2 separate regions of the Homo sapiens genome follow, and region 2 is linked to region 1. The links are chromatin loops, found by intact Hi-C in ENCODE. Cell type or tissue: Calu3. All regions are shown on one strand. Links, peaks and the distances in the headings refer to the core of each region. The heading gives the core; the rest is flanking DNA. Region 1 overlaps FNBP1L (formin binding protein 1 like). Region 2 holds the start of TRR-TCT1-1 (tRNA-Arg (anticodon TCT) 1-1).

What was found. Hi-C counts contacts between places; a loop is a spot of excess contacts. Peaks named below come from ENCODE experiments on the same cell type or tissue, not always from the same donor. Only the 100,000 strongest peaks of a DNase experiment are listed, where the experiment ranks them.
Region 2: it touches region 1 in a loop (2.7-fold over the local background); 6 of 110 quality-filtered maps call a loop at or near these places.

Annotation. Positions count from the first base shown.
Region 1 is chr1:93,546,713-93,561,588 of GRCh38, reverse strand. It overlaps FNBP1L (formin binding protein 1 like), which reads right to left. Exons shown (of 17, transcript NM_001164473.3): 13 at 14,615-14,747; 14 at 14,148-14,242; 15 at 12,163-12,311; 16 at 10,484-10,642; 17 at 6,928-9,180. The coding sequence ends at 9,173. Among named protein-coding and RNA genes, the nearest start is that of TRC-GCA7-1, 38 kb to the right of the region's middle. RefSeq lists an enhancer at 8,047-8,575 and a silencer at 8,623-8,917. In Calu3, for the core only: no CTCF peak of the experiment used is centred there; DNase peaks (open chromatin) are centred at 7,278 and 8,278.
Region 2 is chr1:93,843,891-93,860,394 of GRCh38, reverse strand. TRR-TCT1-1 (tRNA-Arg (anticodon TCT) 1-1) reads right to left here and starts at 12,822; the gene lies at 12,738-12,822. MIR760 (microRNA 760) reads right to left here and starts at 13,563; the gene lies at 13,484-13,563. It also overlaps a transcript of BCAR3 not described here. RefSeq lists enhancers at 12,413-12,462, 12,677-13,467, 14,143-14,272 and silencers at 13,163-13,302, 13,483-13,862, 13,953-14,012. In Calu3, for the core only: a CTCF peak has its summit at 9,491 (motif pointing right); DNase peaks (open chromatin) are centred at 9,494 and 12,364.

The sequences.
Region 1 (14,876 bases), core at 2,602-10,601:
GACCTGGGTTCAAACTCAAGCTATGGTACTTGCTACCAGCTGGAGTTAGGCCAAGTTTACCTCATTGAATTCCATGTGCAGCATGGACACCCAGTATGATGAACATAACATCATCTCTTCACATATTTCAGAGTAATCAACTGTTTTACCTTTTCCTCTAGCTGATAAGTACAACAATGAGTTTCCTAGGTTGGCTTTCTAGGTTTCTCATTTTGCAAAGGGGATACTTTCTAGTTTCTTTCTAGTTTAGCAATATCCCTCTCAACTTTCCCTATTGTACAAAATTTGGAATATAAGACTTTAACGTATTCTGTTACTCTGCCATCAACTGTCAAACTTCTTTTAATAATCTGTTTTTCCTTCTTCTATTTTAAATAATATTAGGACCATACCAACTTTTATATTCATCTTAAACCGGCTGTGAAAATTTCTTCATGATGTTAAATAGCCTTTAAAAAATATGATTTATTGGTTACAGAAGTTACACTGTAACTTAACTATCACCCTATGATGGTTTTTAAAAATGTGCCACATTTTTTAAAAGGTGCCACGTTGTTATTTTTTGTTGAAAAAAACCAAAGCACATTTCTACTTCTGGCAATATGGTGGTTCAGATGTTCTTAGCCCTCTCACCATAACTAACTAAATCCTGAATACATTTTAATAAACATACCTTTTAGTGTATGATCAACCTTGATAGAAATCCCCAAGGAACAAACTTCTCTCCCCGCCGCACCTGAAAAAGGTACAGCACATTTGAATCAACTCCTCATGAGAACTTAAGAGCCGGGGCAGACCTAGAGGCAAAGAGTAACGTCAGCTCAGTGAATGAGAGTCTGTCTTGGGGGAACTTAAAATGCCTCCATTAAGCAGGAATCCTTAAAGGGTCCCTGTTAATGGAATAGAAAACATTCATCTGCCAGCAAAGGAAGGTTGCCAGGAAACATGACTGTCTTCACATACAGCTCCAGGAAGAAAACAATTATAATGACTATAGTGTTCAGTGAGGATTGGCAACCACACACCTGTCCTCATACAGGTCTGGAGTAAAAATTACAAAATCCAAAACCAAGAAATTGATTTACAGTGGTCCCAGGTTGGTGGTGTCTACCAGATATAAAAGCTTATTATTAAGCTATAGTAATTAAGGTTTCATCAGAAATTTAACATGACAGAGTGAAACTGTTGATAAATGGGGGAAATAATGACTTTAATTCTTGAACAATTGGTTAAGCAAATGAAAGGGGGAAAATGGCCTCTTACCTCTTATCATATACAGAAATAAAATCTGGATGAGTTAAGAACCTACATGTGAAAGGCAAAATCATAATACTTTTAGAAGAAAGTATCTTTTACTTTGAATCAAATAAGAATTTCTTAGAAAAAGCATTAATTATAAAATAATGATTAATCTGCATTAAAATGAATAAATTCCATTCAAAAGACATCATAGAGAACCTGAAAAATCAGAGATATTGACAACACATAAAATGGACAACAGAATACTATGGTTGGTAGGCAGCCTCCAAGATGGTCCCCAATGTTCTCTGCCTCCTGGTGCTCACACTCTGTGTTGTCCCTTCCTGCATTATACCAGGCTTTGTCTGTGCCACCAAGCACACAGGGCAGAAATGTTGCATCTGAGATAGGTTATGAGAAGACTGTAGCTTCTGTCTTGAGTCTTGGATCACTCAATCTGGGGAAAGCAAGATGCCACCTTGTGAGTATCCCTATGGAGAGGTCCATATAGCAAGGAACTGTAGCCTCTGGCCAACAGCCAGCAAGGAAAGGAACAGAGGCTTACCAGCAACCACATGGATAATCTTGGAAGTGGACTCTCCAGCCCCAGTCAAAGCCTTGAGGTGACTACAACCTCAGCCAGCAGTTGGACTGCTACCTCATGAGAAACCCTTAGCCAAAATCAGCCAGCTATGTTACACAGTAAGAGATAACTAACACAATTAGCATCCTTAATACACAAAGAGCTTCCATGAATAAATATAAAAAGACAATTGACCAAAAAAAAAAAGGATGAAGATAAAACAGGGTTTTTACAAGAAGGGGAAACATAGAAACACGAAGATGCACAACACCAATCATCAGGGCAACACGATTTAGGCCTACAATGAAATGCTCTTTTATATCCTTTAACTGACAAAAATTGAAGTCTGAATCCTAAGTGCTGGCCAGGATATGGAACATGAATAACCCTTATACGATGCTTGTAGGAGTGTAAAAATATTACAATAACTTTGGGAGGAAAATGTGGCATTATATTTTAAAAATGAAAATTAAGGAAGTCCTAGCCAGAGCAGTCAGGCAAGAGAAACAAATAAAAGGCACCCAACTGGGAAAAAGGGAAGTCATATTTTCTCTGTGCTGATGATACGATTCTATACCTAGAAAACCCTAAAGATTCCACCAAAAGACTCCCAGACCTCATAAATGACTTAAGCAAAGTCTCAGGATGCAAAATCAATGTACAACAATCAGAAACATTTCTACATACCAATAACATTCAAGCTGAGAACCAAATCCAGAATATAATCTCATTTACAATAGTCACCAAAAAAAAAAACCAAAACAAAACTAGGACTGCTGAAACACTGCTGAAAGAAATCATAGATGACATAAACAAATGGAAAATCAATCAGTGTTCATGGGTTGGAAGAATCAATATCATTAAAATGTCTATATTGCCCAAAGCAATATATAGATTCAACACTATTCCTATGAAATTACCAATGTCACTTTTCACAAAATTAGAAAAAACTATTCTAAAATTCATATGGAACGAAAAAAGAGTTGGAATAGCTAAGGCAATCCTAAGCAAAAAGAATAAAGTGGAAGGTATCACATTACCTGACTTCAAACTATACTACAAGGCTACAGTAACCAAACCAGCATGGTACTGGTACAAAAATAGACACAATAGACCAATGGAACAGAGTAGGGACCCCTGAAATAAAGCTGCTGCACACCTACAACTTATCTTCAACAAAGTCAACAAAATAAATAATAGGGAAAGGATACCCTATTCAATAAATGGTGCTGGGAAAACTAACCATATGCAGAAGAATGAAGCTGGACCCCTACTTATCACAATATACAAAAATTAAGATGAACTAAAGACTTAACTGAAAGACCTCAAACTATAAAAAGCCTAGAAGAAAACCTAGAAAATACTCTTCTAGATATTGGCCTAAGCAAAGAATTTATGACTAAGTCCTCTAAAGCAAATGCAACAAGAACAAAAGTTGACAACTAAGACCCAACTAAACCAAAGAGTTTCTGCATAGCAAAAGAAACTATCAACAGATTAAACGGACAATCTACAGAATGGGAGCAAATATTTGCACACTACACATCTGACCAAGGACTAATATCCAGAATCTATAAGGAACTTAAATCAGCAAGAAAATAACTACATTAAAAAGTGGGCAACGGACAAGAACAGACACTTCTCAGAAGACATACTAGCAGCCAACAAACATGAAAAAATTATATCATTAGTCATCAGAGAGATGCAAATCAAAACCACAATATCAGCTCACACCAGTCAGAATGGCTACTGAAAAGTAAAAAAAAAAAAAAACAAAAAACTAAAATTACACCATTTGACCCAGCAATTGCATTACTGGGTATATACCCAAAGGAAAAGAAATCATTCTACCAAAAACACATCTGCACTCGTGTATTTATCACAGCACTATTCACAACAGCAAAGACACAGAATCAACCCAGGTGCCCATTAATGGTTGACTGGATAAAGAAAATGTGGTGGCTAGGCATGGTGGCTCACGCCTGTAATCCCAGCACTTTGGGAGGCCAAGGCGGGTGGCCTGAGGTCAGGAGTTCGAAACCGGCCTGGCCAACATGGTGAAACCCTGTCTCTACTAAAAATACAAAAATTAGCCGGGTGTGGTGGCGGGCACCTGTAATCCCAGCTACTCAGGAGGTGGAGGCAGGAGAATCACTTGAACCCAGGAGGCGGAGGTTGCAGTGAGCAGAGATCATGCCATTGCACTCCAGCCTGGGCGACAAGAGCAAAACTCCATCTCAAAAAAAAAAAAAGAAAATGTGGTACATACACACCATGGAACACTACACAACCATGGAAAAGAATGAAATCATATTCTTTGCAGTAACATGGATGCAGCTGGAGGCCATTGCCATAAGCAAATTAATACAGAAACAGAAAACCAACTACTACTGCATGTCCTCACTTATAAGTGGGAGCAAAACATTGGGTAAACATGTACATAAAGATGGAAACAATAGACACTGGGGATCCCAAAAGCGGGGAGTGAGAGAGGGGAGAAAGGCTTGAAAAAATACCTATTGGTTACTATGTTCACTACTTGGGCAAAAGGATCATTAGAAGTCCAAAGCTCAGCAGCACACAATATATCCATGTAATAAGCCTGAACACGTGCCCCTTGAATCTAAAATTGTAATGAAAACTATAACCATAACCTAGCAATTCTACTCCTCGGTACAATTTTAGAGAAACTCTGAAATCAGTAAACATGTACATAGATACACATAAGCAGTATATTTTTACTAGCAAAACTAGTAGCCCAAATGTCCATCGACAAGAGGATGGATAATTTGTGTATACTTTTATAATGGAATACTATACACAATAAAATTATGCATAAACAAGGATAAATCTTAAAAATGATGAGTGAAAAAGTCTCAAGATACAATGGAATATTTAAAATATTTGATAACTGGGATATTACTAAATTCATAAATATATAAATCAGTGTACAAATCAACAAGATAATTCATTTTATTTAAACTACATAAAACTTTATCAAGTGATATAAGTAGCACAAACCATTTATAAATCACTAATAATTTTCAAGTTGTTTGTTTAAACAAATGGGTTGGTATAATCTTTTGCTTGATATGGCTGTCACCAGGGAAATGATGCCCCTGTGATTTGACACAAGGAACTGCAAACTCTTCCAGTGACTTCCCCCATTCAACTGACCACTGTCATTAGTTTACTAACCACTGCCTGGCACCTGAAGAGAGGGAACAGGTAATGGATCGCCATCTCACCTCCTACCCTCATCAGACAGCACAGCACCATCTGGGTGCTGGCTATATGCCAAGAGCCAGTGGCAGGAGCTCTCAGCCATAGAAGAGAATGGAGAAAAGGGAGAAAGACGGAGTAAGATGGTTGGGGATTGCTCATCTTGGTTTGCCAGAATTGGAAGCTTGTAGTTTGTCTGTCTCACTCCACACTCAAGACAGTGCTTCCACTGTGCCCACCTGGTAATATTCTACTTGTTAAACTGGGTGATATATTTATCTTATAATGGTTCATAACATACATATACATATTATCCACAAGAAACTCCTCAGGATGGAGATTCTGGGTTTACCAAATCAGTTCGTCAAATGCTCCCATATCCCTAATAGTGCTGTCACAACTCACAGAAAACAAGTGAGAAATCTTGTCAAACTGAAATTGTGTTGAAAGCAAGACACTAATTATGTCTTAGAATTACCCCCATTTGTATCAAAAGAAATGAGGCTATTTTGACATGGCTTATTCTTAGGAACCTCAGTCAGTTGCCCAATACACTGTCCCCTAAAAGCTAACATCATCTAATACTTTCAAGGGTTGTTGTCCAACTTCTCAGAATTTACTCTTCAAAATGTGTGTTTGCCAATTCCCCAATCTTTTGGTGCATCTTATGTTTTCTGTAGTTTCCCTAATTCCTGACAGTGACTATACTCAGGAATACATTGATCCTAGGTATATAAGCTCATTGAAATAGGTTGTTTCTTAAGCTTTTTTTTTTTTTTTTTTTTACTTAAGCTAATACAAGTTGAGTATCCCAAATTCAAAACTCCAAAATCTGAAACTTTTTGAGCAATGACATGATGCTCAAAGGAAATGCTGACTGGAGAATTTTGGATTTGGGGATTAAGGATGCTCAACTGTTAAGTATGTAATGCAAATATCTAAAAAAAAAAAAATCGGAAATATTTCTGGTCCCCAGCATTTCAGATAAGGAATACTTAACCTGTACATTCTTCAAAATAAAACCCTTTTCAATGAGACTAGAGAGACTTTTCATTTGTTGTTATCAAGGACGTTATCTTCCCCTCGCAAATAGGAAGTGATTTCACTGATCTTAGTTTTGATAATAAAAGCTTTCTTCATTGTTTTGAGCTCTCCACCCCAAACCTCTGTCCATCTGAAGCTTTAACAATTGACACTATTTTCCTGCTATTTTCATTGTTTTGTGTGTTCCTACTTCCAAACTTGGCATTGATCCCTAAATTTTCATCTCAACAATCGTAACCTCTCATTGTTCAGCATCTACCCTGAATTTTATTCCCTTTTCTGAGTTTCTAAAAGTTTGCAGTCATAGTTTCACATTTGCATTTTTTAAAAGGTGAATCTTCTGAAATTAGACTTCCTGAAGTTACAGATAATGTGTCACTAATTATGGCAAATGTTCTTTCCATGCTTTGAAATGCCAGGAAGACTTGGGTGTTGTAACTGATTAGGAATCAAGCCGGAGCACAGGAAATGCTGTCCAGCGTGTAGTGGCTAGATTGGGCTATGAGGTACAGGGACAGTTCGTATGGTTGCAGTGGACAGATGGTGTAAAAGGAAAGTCTATGCAACACAGCTACTGGAGAAGAAAGATAAATCCAAATTATTGCATGCAATTTAAATTCACTCTAAAGAGACAGCAAACTTTTTTTTTCCTTTAGGAAAGCTTAGAGAAACCAAAATTAGAATACAATTTCCAAAACTGCTTTGCAAAAAACAAAAAAAACTTGTCCCACTTATGGAATTTGTCATCTACTCTGTATTATCTGAGACTTGGCACATTCAAGAACAAAATCATCACATCTCTGATTCACATAGCAATGAAAGATCACACACTAAACACCTTAACAGGCCATGAAAAGATTGTTTTATTCCATGTAAATATTCTCAACAGAGAACACTATCTTTAAATGAAGGATTTACCATTAAGAAATCAACATGTGCACAAAAAGAGTAAAAATTACCAAAAAATTAAAGATTTTTTGGGACAATTCACATGTTCAAAATTTAAGAATGATTTAAACTGTGCAAGTACAAATGTCTTTCCTATTATAATAACCCATATACAGGTTGCACTATTCCACATCAAGGAACTTGCCTCCTACGGAAGCAAATCCTGCTTTTAGAAAAACAAACAGTAGCTTGAAAAGAACAGTTAGTCCTTACAAGAAAGTCTTAAACTTTGCCCTCTGTGGCTGTTAGCCAAAAAACCATAAGCACTTCAGGCTTTGTACAGAAGACAAACACAGCCAGATCACATTTCCTCCTCATTGCTAACCTTTAAAATAAAAATAGCACTAGATTTTAAAACTACTTCATGTAGTCTGTCAGTACTGAATAATGTCACATTATATAAATAACCCTGTAACGAGATTCAATATCTAAACTTTATAGTTTACTAGCTGCAAAGGTAATACACTATATGTCAGCTGTGTAACAGTGGTGACTTGATCTTATGAAGGCAGTAACTTTCACACAATTGTCATTCAGCTTTAGTATAACGGGTAGTATGATTCAAATAACACTGGGAAAAAGTTATTAAAGCAGTCACACAGCTTCTAAAATATTGCTTAAAATTCAATAATACACAAACCATTTCACGTTCTTTCTCCCCTCAAAACAGTAAAGAACCAAATTAATGAAGATTCAGTGGTACAAATAACCCCCCACCTGCCCCATCTCCCTATTACAACACCACTAAGAAATTAGTTAAGATACATGTCATTAACAGAATCACAAATGCGAGGCAGGACACCATGAGCAACAGGAGCACTAACAACAATCATATTTACAAGTATAAACATACAGAAATTCCATTTTACAAGTAAAAGTGCACATAGATCATTACAAAGTTTCACTAAATTTTATCAGGTTCAAACAAAAGCATCACGTGGAAAGAGACTATCATTGTAATTATCAAACATGATCGTCATAACCCAAAATAAAAAGACAATTGGGGGAGGCCCATAAAACTTCTCATAAAACCACTGAGGAAATTAAAATGGACTTGGACATGTCTTTAGTTTGATGCATAAATTTGAAGATGCACCACTGTATATGGTAGAGCTCTAATAGCCACCTACCGAGGCTACATCGGCAGCTGCAGCGGTGCTGCAGAGTTAAAGCAGGTCGCACTGAGCTGACACATAAAGCCCTTTGTGGGATACTGTAGTGGTAGTGTTGGCAATCAACAGATTTAGGCACTCAAGTTTAAGGCAGCATTTGAATGGAAGCAGCTGACTTTTGACAATAGTCCTTTGTCTTGAGGTGGTGAATATCTTCTGTGTTTATTATGCCAGGATTTCAGTGCTGACTAGATTCTTCCCAGACTGAGGTGCTGAAGATGTATCACGTTTCAAAGAGTTCTTTCAACTGGGCTGTAGGCTACAGCAGAGATGTTTTCTTTTTCTTATCATAAATACTTCAGGTTCACAGCTACTTCTTCGTAATGCCAAAACTGGAATGTTTGCAGTGGGGAAGTTATAGCAGTGTGCACAAATACTAAGATGGAAACATTAGTGCTGGAGATGTTTGACAAAGTGATTTGCACTACAAATGTAAAACAAAACAAGGCTTTGACAAGAACAAGGGAATCTAAAGACATGCCTGAAAAATCTAGCTCAATCACGCTAGACATGCAACAGGATGTTAAGCAAGCACGGAGGTGGCGCAGGCAGACACTGACAGATGGCAAGGATCTGACAGATAGTGGGTCTAAAAGCCAATTAAAACAGAGCTGGGAGGGAAGACAATCCTGTTGGGACAGCTAATGTAAGACACATTTTTTGACAGCTCTGCATTCTTTATTGATTAGACAGCAATAAAATAAATAGAAAAATGGTACACTATTGTTGGCTTTTTCTTTTGTGGGAATAACTGTGAACTAGGAACTTAAGGGTTGGTATTATGATTTTTAAAAACAATGTATGGAAATGCTAATGAAGTTAGTAAAAAAAAAATCATGTCTGCATGCACTCATGCAACTTGCTTCTCTCACTCTCTTTGAGCCTGACAACTCTAATACCCTCCCCCAAAAGCAGCTGCATGTAACCTCCTTCAACATCTTGCCCATTTCCTCAGAAACCCTCTTCAGGAACCTGCAGTCCAGGAGGAAAAAGAAAAGAACAATTACTGAAGACCTTTGGTAAAACCAAAAGGGGTGTTCAGTTTAAAGTGCCTGTCCCAAATGTCTCTATCATTTTATAGTCAGCTACCGAAAACACCAGGAAAATTTAAAACATGGGCAAAATTAAAAACCAATCTTACTGCTTCTTCACACTTTACTTCCCCACACCACTGACTCAGGGTGTGGTCACACAACCAGCACTGCACAATCCTTGACTGCACAGTGTTTCCAACAACGCTTGCTGAAACTAATTGGAAAAATTTATCTATCCTAATAACTAATGATTCAGCGGAAATAACAAAATGCCCTAAAGGCGGTACACATATCTTCCTCTAACCCAGATAGTCAAAAAGTTTCTCCTTTAAAAATTAAAATTTGTCAACACTTCCCCTCCATTCAAGGTTTCCTCTATCTTCAAATGTGTATTTTTCTATGTAACTGTGTATTTTCCTATGTGTAACTGCTAAATGCTAAATAATCACTAAAGTGGTATTTCCCAAAAGATATTTTCAAGATGAAACATACAAAAGTATGAGATTAGTTTGGAAGGAAGCTTGTAAATTATTGAAAATTACCAGCTAACCTCAAAATATTTTGAGGTCTCAAACAAAATCTATTTTATTCACCTAAGAGCTAGACCAGGAGATTTATTTTGAAACTCTCTTTAAATCTACTTAAATAGATTATGTGCTACCTGCTCATTTTCTTCCTTTAGGAAACCAAAGTTAAGAATAGGTAAGAAAATGAAAATGATGTTATTATTTTACTAAATTATCCAACTACTATTTTTCTTCTTGGAAACTGTAGCTACAAATTCAAACTTCTAGAAGAAACCACTCTTTGGGGAGTCGGCTTTCCATAGCATTTCAGAGCAGTTTCACTATTCAAATTCACTAAAGTCACTGTGTTTTCTGAAGTAAAGGGGGCAGAGAGCATTACTATCCATGAATTCCTGCCCAATAAATCAAATTCTATTTGTAAGGCAGAAAAACACAAATCCTTCACACAGACTTAAGCGGGACATAAAGCAAAAGGCATCAATTAAGCTTCACACCAACGTTACTCAAACAGTAAAGTGCCACAAAATGTTTCTTGTGGTAATATTCACAAGATCAAGCCTACACTCAGCTCACATAGTGAACAATTAATCTTGGATGCCCTTTAAGTTTCCTTATTTTTTTCAACCTGTTGAATGTGTTTTCATTTTATGTTACTCTTCCTATGTCACACATGGCACAAAGGTGCCTGGTTAGTTTAGATATAAGTTACTGCACCTTTACTGTTTTTCTCTAGAGTTACATCTATGTATGACGTGGGAACGTAGCCTTCTTCACCGTTCTGTCTCCGAGCTCTTGTCCATCCGTCACCTTTGTCCTCCTCTATAATGTAGAGAACTTCACCTTCTTTCATTGCTAGAGTACCTTCATTATGTCCTAGATGAGAGTTTTCACAAGCATAATTTAAGCATTGTGATAATTTTTTTTAAAGTTACTAATACAATGCACAAAATACAATGAAACCCTACTAGATTTCAATGTACCTGGAACTACTGACTCTCACTAGCAACATCTCTATTGTGCTTTGTGGCTTACCCAGCACTTTCATATACATTCTCTCATTTGAGCTGCATAATAAGCCCGCAGGGCTGGATAACATCACCCCCATGTAACGGATGAAGTTAACTGAGTCACAGTGACATTACATGATTTGACAGGGTATTCTAATTCCTATGTCACTATTCCAACTCTTTTCCCAAATTTTAGTAGTCTATCTAAAAAAATTCAGCAGGTATGGATTAGGAAAACAGTAACCAGATAGCAAAAGAGCAGGAAGAAAGAAGGAAAAAAGAGAGTCTGAAGGGAGAACAGAGAAAAATACGGGTTTGACTCTAGAGATGGTAGAAACAGAATGGCCATACACAACTCTTTCACTCTCTATCCCCAACCACGCCCAACCTGCTTAGCAGTAACAATTTTCACAACTGAATCTTCATTTAACACGTGCCAAATTGCTTCCCTACTCTCTAGATTACATTATAGCAAGTTTGTTTTCTTTTGTTTTGTTTTAGAGATAGGGTCTTACTGCCCAGGTTGGATTCGAACTCCTGGGCTCAAGCAATCCTCTCACCGCAGCCTCCCAAGTGTCTGGGACTATAGGCACACATCACTGCACTTGGCTGCAAGGTCTTAAATTTAATATATTTTCTAATAAGAAGTAACTAGAGACTTTGCTCAATTTTAAACCAACACGAAGTGGGGAGAAAGACCTTAAATCAAGCACCATTTTACAACCGTTTATTTATGAAAGTGTCGCTCAGTTCTCCTGTTAGTTGAGGGAAAGTATTTTTCACAGTCCAGGATAAAGAGGAACTAAAAATCTGCAGGAGAAGGCCTCAGTGCCTTACTTCCCTTCCAGAGTTTGTTCTTCAACTTTCATAGAGTAAGAGATAACATAGTCAGTAGCTACTACATTCTCTCCCACTTTCATCTAAACAGGTGGCCTACGGACTCAGTATATGATGATGGCATTCAGCTAGCTATGCCTTGTACCTGTCTCTTAATGTTAGTAAGCTACAAGGAAGAGCATGAAGTGGCATCCGCCAGCATCCCGCTTCCTGGGTTGAGCTACATGTTCAAGCTGCCTCGACTTTGTTTAGGACATGTGCACAGTAAGGACTCTGGTGAAAATTCTGCACTGACCAAAATTGATAATTAATTAATAATCTGTATTAGGATGCTAGTAACGTGGGCAATTTCCTTTTAATTCCATGTACGGAAGAAAAATATCTACATTTGTAATACAGTTATAACAAAAGTATGCATACTAAAGAAATGGGATAATAATTTTCTGACAACATATATTACTTAAATAAGGATACTACAGTGAGTGACTTGATGTAAATACTTTTAAAGAACCAATTTTTTTACATACAATATTATTAAGAAAATCATACCATCAAAAGGGTAGATAGCTTTGCAGTGTCCAATAGCAGGCAAGGGATCATCATCCTCAAATTCATCATCAAACTCATTGTGGTGACCATGCTGCTGGGGTGGCCCACGGACTTCCTGGTTTGCATCATCAGTGTAACTTCCCTCAGGACTATAAAACAAAAAATTATCTCTGATCAAGTATCATAAACATGAGAATTCTATATATTATTTATAAATTGATCACCTCAGGATCAATTCCAAAAATTAAATATTAATGACACAGTTTCCACTTAAGCCCTATTTTTTTCAAATGTCAAGTATACAAATTACTTCTAATACAAAATGCTGCTTTGCTGAATTTCCTGAATTAAAAAAAAATTACAAGATTACAATATTCTAGGCACAAAGTATTATTCAGTAAATACACCTCACTATCACTCGGTCTAGACATAAAACAGAAAAACGTTCTAGACCCTTGTCTTCCATCATCCCAAATTTATCATCCTAAAATTCCTTAAGGGATCCATGCATATCCATGTTTAGTTCACACGCTTCAGGTGGATTGTTTCTATTCTGAATCTGGAGTGGCCCATCAGAGCAATCATCTATATAACCAGTTCACAAGAAGTCCTGTAACCTAATCAGATTTAAGAAATGCACAGAAACTTTTGCTTGGGACTCTTCGAAGAGAATTCACTCTGTCCCTTTTCTACTGGACTCGAAACCTGCAGGAATACTCGCCTAGAGCTTTGGAGCCTTAAAAGGAAGCCAACACAGTAGAAAGCACAGCTGTGAGGTGGAGAGAAATTGAGTCCTAGGGATAACATCTGAGCTCCTAGATCAAGCTCTCCCTGAAGTCAGCCAATGAAGTCCATTTTTAGTTTAAGCCAGCATGGGTAAAGTATTCATTCTGTCACTGAAAATTAAAAGATTCTCAACTAAAATAAAAAGTAAAGTAAATTTCCAACTAATCATGGTAACAGGGAAGTTGGTAACTTAAAAAAATCCAAAAAAGCAGGTAATACAAACACAATTTATTTTTCTTAAAATTTTTTAAATCAGAGAAAAATGTTAATAATTTTGCTGAAGAATCAAATGACTGAATTAGATTTAATAATGGAAAATTTTACAGAATTAGATTTTAACAGTACTTTCAGTAAGCCTGGAAGCCAGAGAAATAACACATGCCAAAGAAATTAGATCCTTTTAATCTGAGTTTTACCTAATAACAAAAACCAGTAATTTGTGGGTATCTCTTAACAGATTAAAGATATGTACTCTTTCAAGAAGTGATACTACTATTACCACTATTTACTACTAGGTGCTTTATGTGTATTATTTACTTTTTTACTAACAAACCTAAAGGGTGGATATTTTAACCTCCATTTTATATTTCAGGAAATTGAGACTTAGGGAGCATTAAAAATGAACTTGCTCAGATTACACTGTAATTAAGTAGAAAACTAAGAGTTGTTACTAGGCCTCTCACATTTTTCTCTAAGGTGAATCCTAATTTGTGGACTTTTAGTCTGGAAAAAAAGATATAATACATCAAGAAAGAAATGTCACAAGTGGTACAGAAACTTAGCAAAGTGTCTTTTGGAAGCTCTGGTCCAAACTAACAATACATTTTTTTTTCTTCACAAAACTCTGAGCTATTTGATAGTAAAATTTTTCTTTGGCATAAGCGACCCTAATTCCACTTGAACCTTAGGAAACCTTCCCATGCCCGAGGAGCCTAGGCCCTCAGACTGTAGCTCCAAGAATTTTCTATGTTCCTAGCTCTGTGTTTGGATGCATGACAAACTAGGATTGAATAGCAAGATGAACTTTCCTACTTCACCTGTAATTATCACTAAAGAAAATTACTTAGGTTCAAAAGACTGAGGTTACTAAAAGCTTAACTTGTTAAATTTGGAAGAAAAAAACGAATTGTATAAAGTTTAGGACAAAAGGGTGAGAAAACTCTGGGGAGAAGAAATACAAATAAAATACAAAAAATCACCTTTCTCGTCCCTGTGTTACAAGATGATTTATGTCACTGCTATGTCTTCTGTCTCCTCTCCCACCTGTTTTGCCTTCGACTTCAGAGAGCCAAGCCTTAGGAAAAAAAATAAGCAAACAACTGAGCTCAATAAATATGTTTAAAAGCTCATAAGATATCTACATTTAAAATGTGTTTAAGTTTTTATAATTATGTAATTCTTAGAGATGTGAAACCTTTATTCCAAACTGGTCAAAGGATCAACTTTATAGCTGATTCAAAAAAATAGTATAAATGTTTAATCTTATATAAAGGTCTAAATAAAAAACTTTAATGAGATTAAATAACACACATCACAATAATACTTTTAGATCATAAACCCTAACATTAAATATAAACATTTGAAGATAATTCTAACAAAAACCAATCTATCATAATGAAGTTTATAAAAATAATTTATCTTGACAAGTGCTGAATAACAAATCTACCTCATTCTTATGGATTTCCATTCGTAGGCGGTCAATGTTATTCATGGTCTCTGCTAATTTAGGCTGCAAACTCCCTGGATCCCCCATTTGTGGATTCTTCTCATATACATCTTTCATTTTGTTGAGTGCATCTCTAAAAAAGAGAAGGAACCCCAGAATTAAATATTAACTTCATATGCTTCCAGATAAAAGAGTTTTATTGGACTCTGGGGACTCGTACGCAGCTTAATCTTAAGTAGAGTCACATCTTTTTAAGTTTGTC
Region 2 (16,504 bases), core at 4,833-12,832, 300 kb before region 1:
GGCTCTTTTTTGGTTCCACATGAACTTTAAAGTAGTTTTTTTTCCAATTCTGTGAAGAAAGTCATTGGTAGCTTGATGGGGATGGCATTGAATCTATAAATTACCTTGGGCAGTATGGCCATTTTCACGATACTGATTCTTCCTACCCATGAGCATGGAGTGTTCTTCCATTTGTTTGTATCCTCTTTTATTTCCTTGAGCAGTGGTTTGTATTTCTCCTTGAAGAGGTCTTTCACATCCCTTGTAAGTTGGATTCCTAGGTATCTTATTCTCTTTGAAGCAATTGTGAATGGGAGTTCACTCATGATTTGGCTGTTTGTCTGTTATTGGTGTATAAGAATGCTTGTGATTTTTGCACACTGATTTTGTAACCTGAGACTTTGCTGAAGTTGCCTATCAGCTTAAGGAGATTTTGGGCTGAGACGATGGGGTTTTCTAGATATACAATCATGTCATCTACAAACAGGGACAATTTGACTTCCTCTTTTCCTAAGTGAATACCATTTATTTCCTTCTCCTGCCTGATTGCCCTGGCCAGAACTTCCAACACTATGTTGAATAGCAGTGGTGAGAGAGGGCATCCCTGTCTTGTGCCAGTTTTCAAAGGGAATGCTTCCAGTTTTTGTCCATTCAGTATGATATTGGCTGTGGGTTTGTCATAGATAGCTCTTATTGAGATACGTCCCATCAATACCTAATTTACTGAGAGTTTTTAGCATGAAGAGTTGTTGAATTTTGTCAAAGGCCTTTTCTGCATCTATTGAGATAATCATGTGGTTTTTGTCTTTGGTTCTGTTTATATGCTGGATTACGTTTATTGATTTGCATATTTTGAACCAGTCTTGCATCCCAGGGATGAAGCCCACTTGATCATGGTGGATAAGCTTCTTGATGTGCTGCTGGATTCGGTTTGCCAGTATTTTATTGAGGATTTTTGCATTGATGATCATCAGGGATATTGGTCTAAAACTCTCTTTTTTTGTTGTGTCTCTGCCAGGCTTTGGTGTCAGGATGATGCTGGCCTCATAAAATGAGTTAGGGAGGATTCCCTCTTTTTCTATTGATTGGAATAGTTTCAGAAGGAATGGTACCAGCTCCTCCTTGTACTCCTGGTAGAATCTGGCTGTAAATCCATGTGGTCCTGGACTTTTTTTTGTTGGTAAGCTATTAATTATTGCCTCAATTTCAGAGCCTGTTATTGGCCTATTCAGAGATTCAACTTCTTCCTGGTTTAGTCTTGGGATGGTGTTTGTGTCGAGGAATTTATTCATTTCTTCTAGATTTTCTAGTTTATTTGCATAGAGGTGTTTATAGTATTCTCTGATGGTAGTTTGTATTTCTGTGGGATTGGTGGTGATATCCCCTTTATCATTTTTTATTGCATCTATTGGATTCTTCTCTCTTTTCTTATTAGTCTTGCTAGCGGTCTCAATTTTGTTGATCTTTTCAAAAAACCAGCTCCTGGATTCATTGATTTTTTGAAGGGTTTTTTGTGTCTCTATTTCCTTCAGTTCTGCTGTGATCTTAGTTATTTCTTGCCTTCTGCTAGCTTTTGAATGTGTTTGCTCTTGCTTCTCTAGTTCTTTTAATTGTGATGTCAGGGTGTCAATTTTAGATCTTTCCTGCTTTCTCTTGTGGGCATTTAGTGCTATAAATTTCCCTCTACACACTGCTTTGAATGTGTCCCAGAAATTCTGGTATGTTGTGTCTTTGTTCTCGTTGGTTTCAAAGAACATCTTTATTTCTGCCTTGATTTCGTTATGTGCCCAGTAGTCATTCAGGAGCAGGTTGTTCAATTTCCATGTAGTTGAGCAGTTTTGAGTGAATTTCTTAATCCTGAGTTCTAGTTTGATTGCACTGTGGTCTAAGAGACAGTTTGTTATAATTTCTGTTCTTTTACATTTGCTGAGGAGTGCTTTACTTCCAACTATGTGGTCGATTTTGGAATAAGTGCAGTGTGGTGCTGCGAAGAATGTATATTCTGTTGATTTGGGGTGGAGAGTTCTGTAGATGTCTATTAGGTCTGCTTGGTGCAGAGCTGAGTTCAATTCCTGGATATCCTTGTTAACTTTCTGTCTCGTTGATCTGTCTAATGTTGACAGTGGTGTGTTAAAGTCTCCCATTATTATTGTGTGGGAGTCTAAGTCTCCTTCTAGGTCTCTAAGGACTTGCTTTATGAATCTGGGTGCTCCTGTATTGGGTGCATATATATTTAGGATAGTTAGCTCTTCTTGTTGAATTGATCCCTTTACCATTATGTAATGGACTTCTTTGTCTCTTTTGATCTTTGTTGGTTTAAAGCCTGTTTTATCAGAGACTAGGATTGCAACCCCTGCCTTTTTTTTTTTTTTTTTCCATTTGCCTGGTAGATCTTCCTCCATCCCTCTATATTGAGCCTATGTGTGTCTTTGCACATGAGATGGGTTTCCTGAATACAGCACACTGATGGGTCTTGACTCTTTATCCAATTTGCCAGTCTGTGTCGTTTAATTGGAGAATTTAGCCCATTTACATTTAAGTTTAATATTGTTATGTGTGAATTTGATCCTGTCATTATGATGTTAGCTGGTTATTTTGCACGTTAGTTGATGCAGTTTCTTCCTAGCCTCGATGGTCTTTACAATTTGGCATGTTTTTGCAGTGGCTGGTACCAGTTGTTCCTTTCCATGTTTAGTGCTTCCTTCAGGAGCTGTTTTAGGGCAGGCCTGGTGGTGACAAAATCTCTCAGCATTTCCTTGTCTGTAAAGGATTTTATTTCACCTTCATTTATGAAGCTTGGTTTGGCTGGATATGAAATTCTGGGTTGAAAATTCTTTTCTTTAAGAATGCTGAATTTTGACCCCCACTCTCTTCTGGCTTGTAGAGTTTCTGCTGAGAGATCAGCTGTTAGTCTGATGGGCTTCCCTTTGTGGGTAACCCAACCTTTCTCTGGCTGCTCTTAACATTTTTTCCTTCATTTCAACTTTGGTGAATCTGACAATTATGTATCTTGGAGTTGCTCTTCTCGAGGAGTATCTTTGTGGCGTTCTCTGTATTTCCCGAATCTGAATGTTGGCCTGCCTTGCTAGATTGGGGAAGTTCTCCTGGATAATATCCTGCAGTGTTTTCCAACTTGGTTCCATTCTCCCCGTCACTTTCAGGTACACCAATCAGATGTAGATTTGGTCTTTTCACATAGTCCCATATTCCTTGGAGGTTTTGTTCATTTCTTTTTATTCTTTTTTCTCTAAACTTCTCTTCTTGCTTCATTTCATTCATTTGATTTTCCATCACTGATACCCTTTCTTCCAGTTGATCGAATCGGCTACTGAGGCTTGTGCATTCATCACGTAGTTCTCATGCCTTGGTTTTCAGCTCCATCAGATCCTTTAAGGACTTCTCTGCATTGGTTATTCTAGCTAGCCATTCATCTAATTTTTTTTGAAGGTTTTTAACTTCTTTGCCATGGGTTCGAACCTCCTCCTTTAGCTTGGAGTAGTTTGATCATCTGAAGCCTTCTTCTCTCAACATGTCAAAGTCATTCTCCGTCCAGCTTTGTTCTGTTGCTGGTGAGGAGCTGCATTCCTTTGGAGGAGGGGAGGGGCTCTGATTTTTAGGGTTTACAGTTTTTCTGCTCTGTTTTTTCCCCATCTTTGTGGTTTTATCTACCTTTGGTCTTTGATGATGGGGACGTACAGATGGGGTTTTGGTGTGGATGTCCTTTTTGTTTGTTAGTTTTCTTTATAACAGTCAGGACCCTCAGCTGCAGGTCTGTTGGAGTTTGCTGGAGGTCCACTCCAGACCCTGTTTGCCTGGGTATCAGCAGCGGAGGCTGCAGAACAGCAGATATTGGTGAACAGCAGATGTTGCTGCCTGGTCGTTCCTCTGGAAGTTTTGTCTCAGAGGAGTACCCAGCCATGTGAGGTGTCAGTCTGCCCCTACTGGGGGGTGCCTCCCAGTTAGGCTACTCGGGGGTCAGGGACCCACTTGAGGAGGCAGGCAGTCTGTCTGTTCTCAGATCTCCAGCTGCGTACTGGGAGAACCACTACTCTCTTCAAGGCTGTCAGACAGGGACATTTAAGTCTGCAGAGGATTCTGCTGTCTTTTGTTTGGCTGTGCCCTACCCCCAGAGGTGAAGTCTACAGAGGCAGGAAGGCCTCCTTGAGCTGCGGTGGGCTCCACCCAGTTCGAGCTTCTGGGCTGCTTTGTTTACCTACTCAAGCCTCGGCAATGGCGGGCGCCCCTCCCCCAGCCTCGCTGCTGCCTTGCAGTTTGATCTCGGACTGCTGTGCTAGCAATGAGCGAGGCTCCATGGGCATAGGACCCTCCAAGCCATGTGTGGGATATAATCTCCTGGTGTGCCATTTGCTAAGACCATTGGAAAAGTACAGTATTAGGGTGGGAGTGACCCAATTTTCCAGGTGCCGTCTGTCACCCCTTTCTTTGACTAGGAAAGGGAATTCCCTGACCCCTTGTGCTTCCCGGGTGAGGCGATGCCTCGCCCTGCTTCGGCTCACGCTCAGTGCGCTGCACCCACGGTCCTGCACCCACTTTCCGACACTCCCCAGTGAGATGAACCCGGTACCTCAGTTGGAAATGCAGAAATCACCCATCTTCTGCGTCACTCAACGCTGGGAGCTGTAGACTGGAGCTGTTCCTATTCGGCCATCTTGGCTCCACCCCGGGTCTTGAATTTCTGACCTCACATAATCCACCCACCTCAGCCTTCCAAAGTGTTGAGATTACAGGCGTGAGCCACCGCGCCTGGCCCATCTTTTCTTACTCTACACTCTCCCTACACAATCTCATCTTTGTCCAGAGCTTCAAGTGCCATCTGTAGGATAATGAATTTTAAATCCCAAGCATAGATCTCTCTCCTGAGCTCCAGACCTTCTCTTCTTTTCTTTCCCTCTCCCTTCCTATAATTCTCCTCTTCCTGATATTCTTTCATTCTATAAATACTTACTGAGAGCCTGCTATGTGCTTGGCATTGTATATCCAGCTGCCAGGATGTTCCACAGACCTCAAACTCAACATATGCAAATCTGAGCTCATTTCCATCCCCCATCCCCAAACCCACTTCTCACTCCTTTGTTTGTGGTCCCAGTGACTACTTCAGCACCCACCCATCTGCCTAATTAGAAATGGGAGTCATTCTGACTGCTCCCTCTCTCCTTTACATCCCTTAATTCATCAAGGCCCATCAATTTGGCCTCCCTTGAAACATCTCCAGTTTGTATACTTAACCTTCTCTCCAAACCACCTCCCTGGTTCCAGTCCTCATCATTTTATTACCTAGATAGCTCCAACTACCTTGGGCTGGTCTTCCAACTTCCAGTTTTGTGTTATTCCAGCCCGTGATCCACATTGCAGCCAGACAGTGGTACAAAACACACATCTAATCCTACTGCTTCTCAACTAAAAACTATTCAGTGGCTTCCCATTGCCTTTAGGGTGAAGTCCACACTCTTCAACACAGTGTACAAGACTTACAGGATATGATTCCTGCTGGAATCACTCTGAAAAGAGATATTTAGTTTATATGTTTCTCCAATAGTATCAGGAGGAGTTCCTAGAGATGCTTAACAGATGGGCTCCTAATGGGCTTATTAATCACTGAAATCAGGCATATAGTAGAGCATAAGGGGTCAATAAATGTTTTTTAAAAACCAAGTTTGAGAAATCTTTAATGGATAAGCAGTATTAGAGCTACCTGTGTGAAGGTGATCCAGGAACACGTAGGTACTCTTTTTTCCTTCCTCTTTAGCATTAAAAAAAAATTTTTTTTTTTTTTGAGACAGAGTTTTGCTCTTGTTGCCCAGGCTGGAGTGCAGTGGTGCATTCTTGGCTCACTGCAACCTCCACTTCCTGGGTTCAAACGATTCTCCTGTCTCAGTGTCCCGAGTAGCTGGGATTACAGGTATGCGCCACCACGCCCAGCTAATTTTGTATTTTTAGTAGAGACGGGGTTTCTCCATGTTGGTCAGGCTGGTCTCAAACTCCCGACCTTAGGTGATCCCACCCGCCTCGGCCTCCCAAAGTGCCGGGATTACAGGCATGAGCCACCGCAACTGGCCGACCTTTAACTTTTTAAAAATTAACTTTTTATTATAAAGGTAAGATGGCTTATTAAGAAAAAACCTGAAACATTACATACAGGTATACAGTAAAAAGGAATGCTCCCTCCCTTCATACCACTGCTTCCCCCAAACCAGCATTACCCTAAAGTAACCACTGTTAATTGTTTGAATATCTTTCGGGAAATCATCTATGCATGCACAGTGATAGGAGTAAACATACATAATTTCTACTGTTACTATGGGCATTATTTAACACAAATGGAATCTCATTTAAAATATTCATCTGCATATCTTCTTTTTTCACATAATCTTGGATATTCTTGGATATAGCAATATATATAGATATTTCTCATTTTTAAAATGTCTGCGTTGTATTTAATTCTATGTCTCTACCACACTTTCTTTAAACAGACTATTATTGATGAACATCTAGATTATTTCCAATTTGGGAGCCATTACAAACAATGCTGTACATGCTATTCATTTTATGATAAATAAATGTCAATTTTTCTAACTATGCAAAAATTGTAAAATGTTAGAATATTAAAATAAGTATACACCACAACCAGGTAGGATCATTTCAAGAATGTAAAATGAGTTAAATATTACAAAATCTGTTAATATATCACGCAATATGAGATCAAAGAAAAATCTCCATAGATTATAAAGAAATAGGGATAGGTATTTTCTTAATGTGATAAAACATGTGTGTGCTCATGCCACACCAACCCCAAAAGCCAGCATCATGCTTAGTGAAGAAGCATTTCTATTTCTATAATGACCAGGAACAAGTCAAAGAAGTCCACTATCACCATTATCATGAAAAATTATTTAACATTTTCTGGATTACTGTACTAGCTAATGCTATTACAAGAAAAATAATAGTAAGCATAAAAATTAGAAAGGAAAAAGTAAACTTATAATTTGAGGCTATTTCTAGATAACACAACTTAGTCAACTGAAAAACTATTTTTCCTTTTTTAAATTGAGATATAACTCACTTATCATAAAATTCACCCATTTGAAAAGTGTATAATACAATGGATTTTTGTATATTCACAGTTGTGCAACTATCACCACTACTTCCAGAACATTTTCATCATCCCAGAAAGAAACCCCATACCCATTAGCAGTCAGTCACTTCACATTCTCCCCATTCCCAATTCCTGGCAACCGCTAATTTACTTTCTGTCTCTATGGATTTGCCTATTTTAGACATTTCATATAAATGGAATCATACAATATGTGGTCTTTTGTGATTGGCTTCTTTCATTTAGCATGTTTTCAAGGCTTATTAATATTGTAACATGAATCACTACTTCATTCCTTTTTTTGCTGAATAATATTTCATCAAATAGGTATACCAGATCTTGTGTATCCAATCATCATTTGATGGACATTTGGATTATTTTTACTTTCTGGTTATTAAAAACAATGCTAGCCGGGCATGGTGGTTCACACCTGTAATCCCAGCACTTTGGAAGGTTGAGGCAGGCGAATCACTCGAGCCCAGAAGTTCGAGACCAGCCTGGGGTAACACGGTGAAACCCATTCTCTACAAAAAATACAAAAATTAGCCAAGCATGGTGGTGCACGCCTGTAGTCCCAGCTACTTGGGAGGCTGAGATGGGAGGCTCCCTTCAGCTCAGGAGGTCGAGGCTGCAGTGAGCTGTGATCATGCCACTGCACTCCACTGCACTCCAGCGTGGACAACACAGCGAGACCCTGTCTCAACCACCGCAACAAAAATAATGTTGTTATGGATATTCCTATACACATTTTTGTGTGGACATGTTTTTAGTTCTCTTGGGGATATGCCTAGGAGTGGAATTGCTGGGTCCTATGGTAACTCTAATATTTAATTTTTTGAGGAATTGCCAAACTGTTTTCCAAAGAGGCCACACATTTTACATCCCCACTGGCAATGAATGAGGGTTCCAATCCTTGCCAATGCTTGTATTGTCGTCTTTTTTATTACAGCCTTCCTACTGGGTGTGAAGTGGTATCTCATTGTGATTTAGAACTGAAAAACTATTTTAAATAGTAAGATAATTTAATGAGATATAAAATTATTTAAAATATCAAAAGCCTTCTTATATATAAATAATAACCAGTTACAAAATATAGTGGAGGAAAGGATTCCAACAAAAAAGATAAACTATCTGGAAATAAAGTTAAAAAAATCAAGATTTATATTTAACACACTCCAGAAGAGCACAGGACTGAAAATGAAAAGGCATAGCTGTTCTTTATTTCCTCCTGCTGCTCTTACACAGGAAGACTCAACATCCTAATTAGTTCAATTCTCATTTTCTCTCTCTCTCTCCTCTCTTCCCTCCCTCCCTCCCTCTCTCCCTCCCCCTCCTCCCTCCCTCCCTCTCCTCCCTCCCTCCCTCCCTCTCTCTCTCTCTCTCATCTGGCTCTGTCACCCAGGCTAGAGTGCAGTGGTGCGATCTCAGCTCACTGCAACCTCCACCTCCCAGGTTCAAGCGATTCTCGTGCCTCAGCCTCCCAAGCAGCTGGGATTACAGGCATGTGCCAACATGCCCACCTAATTTTTATATTTTTTGTAGAGACGGGGTTTCGCCACGTTGGCCAAACTCATCTCAAACTCCTGGCCTCAAGTAATCCACCTGCCTTGGCCTCCCAAAGTGCTGGTATTACAGACATGAGCCACAGCACCTGGCCCAATTCTATTTTAATCTATAAATATAACATGACTCCAACAAAAATACCTCCTAAAATTAGAGCCAGACTAGCTGTAGCTAAAGCTCATGTGAAAAGATGATAAGGAATTGTGGTTTTACCCATAGACCCAGCCTTTCTGGGTTCTCATCCAGGCTTGTTGCTTATTAGCTGTGTATCCTTGCACAAGTTACTTAACCTCTCTGTCTCAGATGCCTCTTCCATGAAAGGGGATAATAGTATCTGCCTGGTAGGGCTGTCAGGAGGATTAAATGAAGATACATAGAGCACTGAGAATAGTACCTGTCATATAACAAATGCCAAATAAGTGCTATTATTATTCACTGAGGAAAAATAATAATTCAAGAATGAGTAGAAAAATGTTTAAAAAAACAAAAGAGTAACAAGAGAGGACTTGTGGGTGGCAAGCCACCTAGGTGCTGAGGCAAGAGACCGAGGGCATGAGCTGTTCCAGTATAATAAAATATATAAAATAAGAATAGTTATACTATAGATCATAGATATTATATATGAATATCATTAATCATTAGTTTGTAGCAATTAGTCTTTATTCCAATATTATAATAATCCTTACTCTATAATCATAACCTAGGAAAAACCAGGCCATACAGAGATAGGAGCTGAGGGGACATAGTGAGAAGTGACCAGAAGACAAGAGTGCAAGCCTTCTGTTATGCCCAGACAGGGCCACCAGAGGGCTCCTTGGTCTAGCGGTAACACCAGCGTCTCGGAAGACGCCCGTTGCCAAGCAGACCATGGTCTAGCGGTAGCGTCGCTGTCCAGGAAAAACACCTGCTACTTAGCAGACTGGGAAAGGGAGTCTCCCTTTCCCCAGGGGAGTTTAGAGACAACTCTACTCCTTTACCTCTTGTGGAGGGCCTGACTAGGCCTAACCATCTCCCTGTGATGCTGTGCTTCACTGGTCACGCTCCTAGTCTGCTTTCATGTTCCATCCTGTACACCTGACTCTGCCTTTTAGATAGCAGTAGCAAATTACTGAGAGTACTAAAAGTCTCTGATATGCAGAAATAATGGCACAAGCTGTCTCCTCTCTCCCTCTCTCTCTGCCTCGGCTTCCAGGCAGGGAAGGGCCCCCTGTCCAGTGGACACGTGACCCATGTGACCTTACCTATCATTGGAGATGGCTCACACTCCTTACCCTGTCCCTTTGTCTTGTATCCAATAAATATCAGCGCAGCCTGGCATTTCGGGCCACTACTGGTCTCCGCATCTTGGTGGTAGTGGTCCCGCAGGCCCAGCTGTCTTTTATCTCTTTGTCTTGTGTCTTTATTTCTACAATCTCTCGTCTCCACACATGGGGCGAAAACCCACTGACCCTGTGGGGCTGGACCCTACAAGGACTGACCCTACTAAATGGTAAAACAGCACAGTTCTGGTGAATCAAAATTAACAGAAAAGTCAGTGGAATAGAGCAGAGAATCCAGAAACCCATATGCAGCAGAGAATCCAGAAACCCATATGCATGTGGGAATTTAGAAAATTATAAATGTGGGCCGGATGTGGTGGCTCTTGCCTGTAATCCCAGCACTTTAGGAGGCAGAGGCAGATGGATCGCCTGAGCTCAGGAGTTCCAGACCAGCCTGGCCAACATAGCGAAACCCCGTCTCTACTAAAAATACAAAAATTAGCCGGGCGTAGTGGCATGCACCTGTAATCCCAGCTACTCAGGAGGCTGAGGCAAGAGAATTGCTTGAACCTGGGAGGTGGAGGTTGCAGTGAACTGAGATTTGTGCCGCTGCACTCCAGCCTGGGCAACAGAGCAAGACTCTGTCTCAAAAAAAAAAATTATAAATGTGGCATTTCAAATGACATCGTGTAGAAAAGAAGGAGTGTTCATTAAAAGTGATTTTGGGACAAAACTTCCACTTCACTCCTTATACAAAAACACATTCCAGATGAAGCAAAGATAAACAAAACCATAAAAATAAAGCCATTAAAGAAATAACTTAATAATCTGAGTGTATTATGGCCCCAAACCTAGAAGCCATAAAAGACTGATAAATCCAAATACATGAATCATGAATTTCTGTAAGACAGAAAAACAAAACAAAATACCATAAACAAAGTCAAACGACAAAAAGACTGAAAAAGAATAAGTGTAACATATATCACAAAGGGCTGTTTTCCATCATACCACAGAAAAATGAACACAACTCAAGAACAGATAAATCACAGGAAAAAAATTACAAATTATTCTCTGTATGGAAAGGTACTCATCTTGATTCATAATAAAAGACACAGTCCAGGCGTAGTAGCTCCTGTCTGTCATCCCAGCACTTAGGGAGGCCAAGATGGGAGGATTTCTTGAGTCCAGGAGTTCAAGACCAGCCTAGACAACATAGAGTGACCCCCATCTCTACAAAAAATTTTAAAATTAGCCGGGTGTGTTGGCATGTGCCTGTACTTCCAACTATTTGGGAGGCTGAGGTGGAAGCACTGCTTGAGCCCAGGACGTTGAGGGTGCAATGAGCTGTGATAGTGCCACTGCACTCCAGTCTGGGCAACAGAACAAGACCCTGTCTCAAATAATAATAATAATAATATAAATACAAATTTTAAAAAATCAATATAAGAGACGAATTAAAATCACAGCTAGAAACCACCTTTTGTGAGTTGTGGGGAAACAGGCACTCTCACACATTGCTAAGGAGAGAAAAATGGATACAATCTCTATGGGGCAATTTGCCAATATATATTAAAAAATGTACAGATTAAGAACGCACAAACCTTTGAACCAGCAATTCAACTTTCTAGGAATCTATCCTACAGATAGATGTACCTGTACTTGTGTACAATAATAAAAGAACAAGGATGTTCACTGATGCATTGTTTGTAATAGGAAAATACTGGCAATCTAAATGTCCAGCTATTAGGGACTGTTAAATCATTACCATACATACGTACAATGGAACGAGGCAGCTCTACATATATTCATAAGTAAAACAAGCCAGTATAGCATACTACCATTGTGTTTTTAAAAGGATATGTATCAATAACATTGTTATTTACGACATATTTATGACAAAAGATGTTAAAAATGCTGATATGGGCATAAAATAAATCTGAAAATATTTCCAAGAAACCATTACCACTAATGGCTTGTGGAGAGAATTGCAAGGCTGGACTATAGGAATAACATGGATGTTTACTTTTCCCTGTATCTTTTTTGACAATTTTGGATTTTGTATCTTTTGTGTGAATTACCTTTCATTGTTGTTTTACGAGTTTTAAGATTCCATTCATTCCTGGATTTATTTGCTAACCTTGTACAAAGTTAACAGTTGTCAGAAAAAGATATAGTAATTCCTGTCTTGAGGAGCTGATGGGCACTGGGCCTAGGACCTCTTTGCACTGGAATAATGGGGGAGGGGAGCGGGTGACCTTATCAGAAATGCAGATTCCTGGGCCCCACCCCAGACGGACCGAATTAAGAGTCCCAGAGTGACGGCAGAAATCTCCATTTTTGACGGGCTCCCGCTGGGATTCGGGTGTCTGCTCATCTGGAAGCCTCCATGCTGGAGAGGTAGTCAGCACAGCGCACGCAGGGCGTAGGCGTGTTTTCTCGTCCCTCCCTCGCAACCACAGTCCCGCTCAAGGCGTGGGGGTGTCACCCGAGACCCGGGCCTCCCCTGCACTTTCCTTTAGGCCGAAACCGCGAGCCTTCGCTTCAGTGTCGCTTTTCCTTCGCCGCCGCCGCCGCCGCCGCCGCCGCTCTTCTCAGGACCTACATCGACTGCCCAGTCGGCTGAGCTGGGCCCTGGGCCACCGAGGCCCGGGGAGCTGAGGGGCTCGGGACCCTGCGAGCCGCTTAAGAAAGGACCGCAAGAACCGAATGCAGTGAACTGCGAGAGCAGGGAATGAGAGAGAAGTTAAACCGTTTAGCAAAAAAAAAAAATAAGAGACATGATGGAGGCAGAAAATAAATTGTAGGGGGGAGGGAAAAAAGCGTTACGACTCCGCCGGGACTCGAACCCGGAACCTTTGAATGCCTTCAGCCTCTAGAAGTCCAATGCGCTATCCATTGCGCCACGGAGCCACCTGTTGGAGTCTCAGCGCATCTGCTATGTTAAGCCAGAGGCGACGGCCCCGCGCTCTTCCGACCGCGCCTCCCGTCGTCAGTGTCACCGAGACCCAGCCGCCGCGCTCAGGGCACTGCCATCCGCCTCAAACGCCAGCCGCAGGCTCTCGGTCTCCCCGCAGTGGTCGCCCCTCAACAAGGTCGGCGACCCAGTTGAGCCAAGGGCGGCCGCAGTCCGACGGTCCCACCTGGTCGGTGTGAGGGCAGCCGCAACCCGGTCCCCTTCACGGTCCGGGCCCAGCCGTACGAATCACAGTCGCGCTTTTCCCTCCCCGGCTCCCTTCCTGCCCCAAGCGCCCCGCCTACCAGGTCTCTCCGGCGGCCGCTCCAGCCCGGCCGGGACCCCAGAGTTGCAGGCCCAGGCCAGCCGTTGCACCGTTAAGCCGGGCCGGTGACGCCGGGCCTTTACGTCGCGCCTGTGAGCGGCCGAGGCCGAGCGGCCTCCCCTCGGGCTGCGAGACGTAAGCGGCGACCCCTCTCGGGCCTGGGCTCTTCCCTCGCGCCCGGCCGCCGCGCCCGACCCAGCCGCGGCTGGACCTGCGCGCGAGCGCCGCCGCGCGACGTCTGTGTGCGTGCTTGTGCGTGTTTATTTGCGCGGGGTTCGAAAAACGGGGTTTGGGTTGCATTTCGCTCCCCACAGACCCAGAGCCGAATTTCTGAGGTATCCGGGCTCTGGTGGACTGAGGGGGGCGACGCGCCCCGCGCCGCAGCATCCTCCGAGAGCTCGTCTTGCCGCCAGCACCTGCCTCCAAGGACGCCGCGCAGCTGCCCCGAGCCCGCGCGCCCGGGGCCCGCGACTGCGTGGGCGGAAGCCGGGAGGGTGTCAGCACGCGTGGGAGCGCTGGGAGCATGCGTATGCGGGTGCATGTGGTCGGAGGGCGCGCGCTCGAGCGCGGCCGCGGGGTTTCCTGGTGGCTGCGAGCGGTGGGGACGGCAGCGGGCCTGGCGCCGCTGCCCAGAAGGGTGCGGTCGCCACGAATCTGAGAGGCGGCTGGGTGGGGGCCGGCAGGTTTCCAGTGCCCGCAGTGATCCCCATCCGCAAGACCCCGAAGCCCTTTGAAATAGACGGTCAAAGCCGCGTGGTTGCTCTGCGACTGCAGCGGCGAGACCGAACGCCCGGCCCCCGTTCCTATTAGCTCACAGCAGTCCCGGCCCCGCCTACGGAGGATTCGCAGGGCGGCCGCTGGGCGCGCTTTCTCGGCTCGGCCACAGCCCGTTTCTGCACCAAACCCGCCAGCCGCGGCCCACCCTGTGCTTCACCCATACCCGCCCCTGCCCAGCATCGCCAGGCCTCAAATGCAGAATAGTCTCTGGCAGAGTTCAAAGAGGGAAAGGGAAGTCCTGGGAAGAGTCCAGTGTGGTAGGGATTTTACAGTCTTACTTAACCCCAAGACGAAGCTATGGGGCGGGTACATACACACCACCGTCCCCTTTATAATATAAAGAAGGGAAACTGCAGCTAAGAGAGGTTAAAAAACTCGTGTAGGGACGCCCAGCTAGTGAGCGTGGAGAACTGTGATGAATCATATTTTGTTATGTTTGCAAACTAACACGTTAGCTTTCACGGTTTCATGAATGCTGACAGAACACACCAGACTTCTGAGTCAGAGATAAAAGACTATTACAACAAAAGCAATAGCCAGAGTATCACCATTTTTGAGTTGGCTCCCTGGACCCCAGTTCTCACAGGAACGAAGCACACGGGCCCAGATGCATGCTTACACACAAGATGGGTTGCATTACAGAAGAGGAATGCTGAGCTTGGGGAACCCACCATGTTATAGTGAGCAGTAAGCAAGCCTGCTCTTTGTTCCATAGGGAGACATTACCTCATCCCTCAAGATTGCTCGCTGCAAACACAACGCTGAGAAATGGCCCAAGTAAAGCGTGATCAGGGTCTTGCATTCTTGGCACATCTAGGAAGAACGTGCAAGGATGCGAATTGTGAATCGCTTCTCCAAACAGTAAGTGGCAGAGCCCTGATTGGTGCCAGGCCTATTTAATTATACTCTAATGTAAACAAAGTTTTATATATATATATATATATATATATATATATATATATATAAAATTGTTATGCCCCTTTAATGAATTAAATGTCTTCACATTGCATGCAGGGAGAATTCTCATATGGATAAAATTAGCCTTTAAAATGGAATATGGTTTTAAATTGTATTTATTTAAACAAATCTTTTTTGAATTCTGAAATATGCCAGGCACTGGTGGCATCTCAGGGTCTCCACTGGTCTTAGGAGTTGCTCACAGCCGAAATGGGAGAAGAGATGCTCTGTATGCCTGTGGGAAAACCATACAGAGGAATTCTGCCTGGGGTATTGGAGCCAAATCTCAAATGATGAGGAGTCATTGACGTGATTAAGTGACAGTTGAGATGCGTATATAAAAATTCTGGAAAGGGGGAATTGGGAAAGAAACAATGTGCTAAGGAAAGATGTGTATGTGTTTGATTCCACTTAATGATTCAAACGAATAATTTTAGATATTTTATTCCACTAGATGAAGCCAAAAAAATTCCTGTATCATGGAAAATATTAGAGATACAGTGTTAGCAGACAGTGTGGGAAAGCCAGGCTTTCCCTGTGCAGCCTTCTGTGAGCTATCAAGGTTGTACTTCTTATACCCTGCAATTAGAAGACTGGGGCCAGGTGCAGTGACTCACGCCTGTAATTCCAGCACTTCTGGAGGCTGAGGCGGGAGGATCACTTGAGGCCAGGAGCTTGAGGTTACAGTGAGCTATGATCGCGCCACTGCACTCCAGCCTGGGCGACAGAATGAGACCCCATCTCCAAAAGAAAAAAAAAAAAAAAAAGAAGAAAGTCACAGCCAAACAAGGTCAGGTGTGTGGTGGTTCTCTGAACAATTAACTAAGCAGTTTATAGGTAGCAATGTTAGCATGTAAGAAAAATGAAAAGAGTATTTAGTTGCCATCTGGGGAGAAAGATTCAGTGGGTGTTGTCTTCCCCTTATCTAATCTGGCTGAATTTTCTCAGGCTGTATCTGTAGTAAACAGCCATTATACAACCTGAGCTAAGAATTCCCGCAAGTGAGAAAGCAACCTCTTCCTGCCAACAGAGGGAGTCAAAGCATGGGTTATAACCACTTTCAATTAGGCTGATTGCAGCACATCTGCAGTTTGAGTTCGCTGGACAGCAAAGCCCTAAATTAAATACGGTTTCATGTTGGTGTTTTATTTTTATTTTTATTTTGAGACAGAGTCTCACTCTATCACCCAGGCTGGAGTGCAATGGCATGATCTTGGCTCACTGCAACCTCCATTTCCCGAGTTGAAGCAATTCTCCTGCCTCAGCCTCCTAAGTAGCTGGGATTACAGGCACGTGCCACCACACCCGGCTAATTTTTGTATTTTTAATGGAGATGGGGTTTCACCATGTTGTCCAGGCAGGTCTTGAACTCCTGACCTTGTGACCTGCCTGCTTCGGCCTCCCAAAGTGAGGCGTGAGCTACCGTGCCTGGCCAGCAGGATTATTTTTAAGTTACTGTGTGGTTAGTGATTTCGGCCTTCCCAGAAGCTCTGGAAATGGACTATACTTCTACTGTATATATTTGCACTAGCTTTGCTTTACTCCAGAGGTATAAGGTTGCTGGAGTACCAGTTTTATTC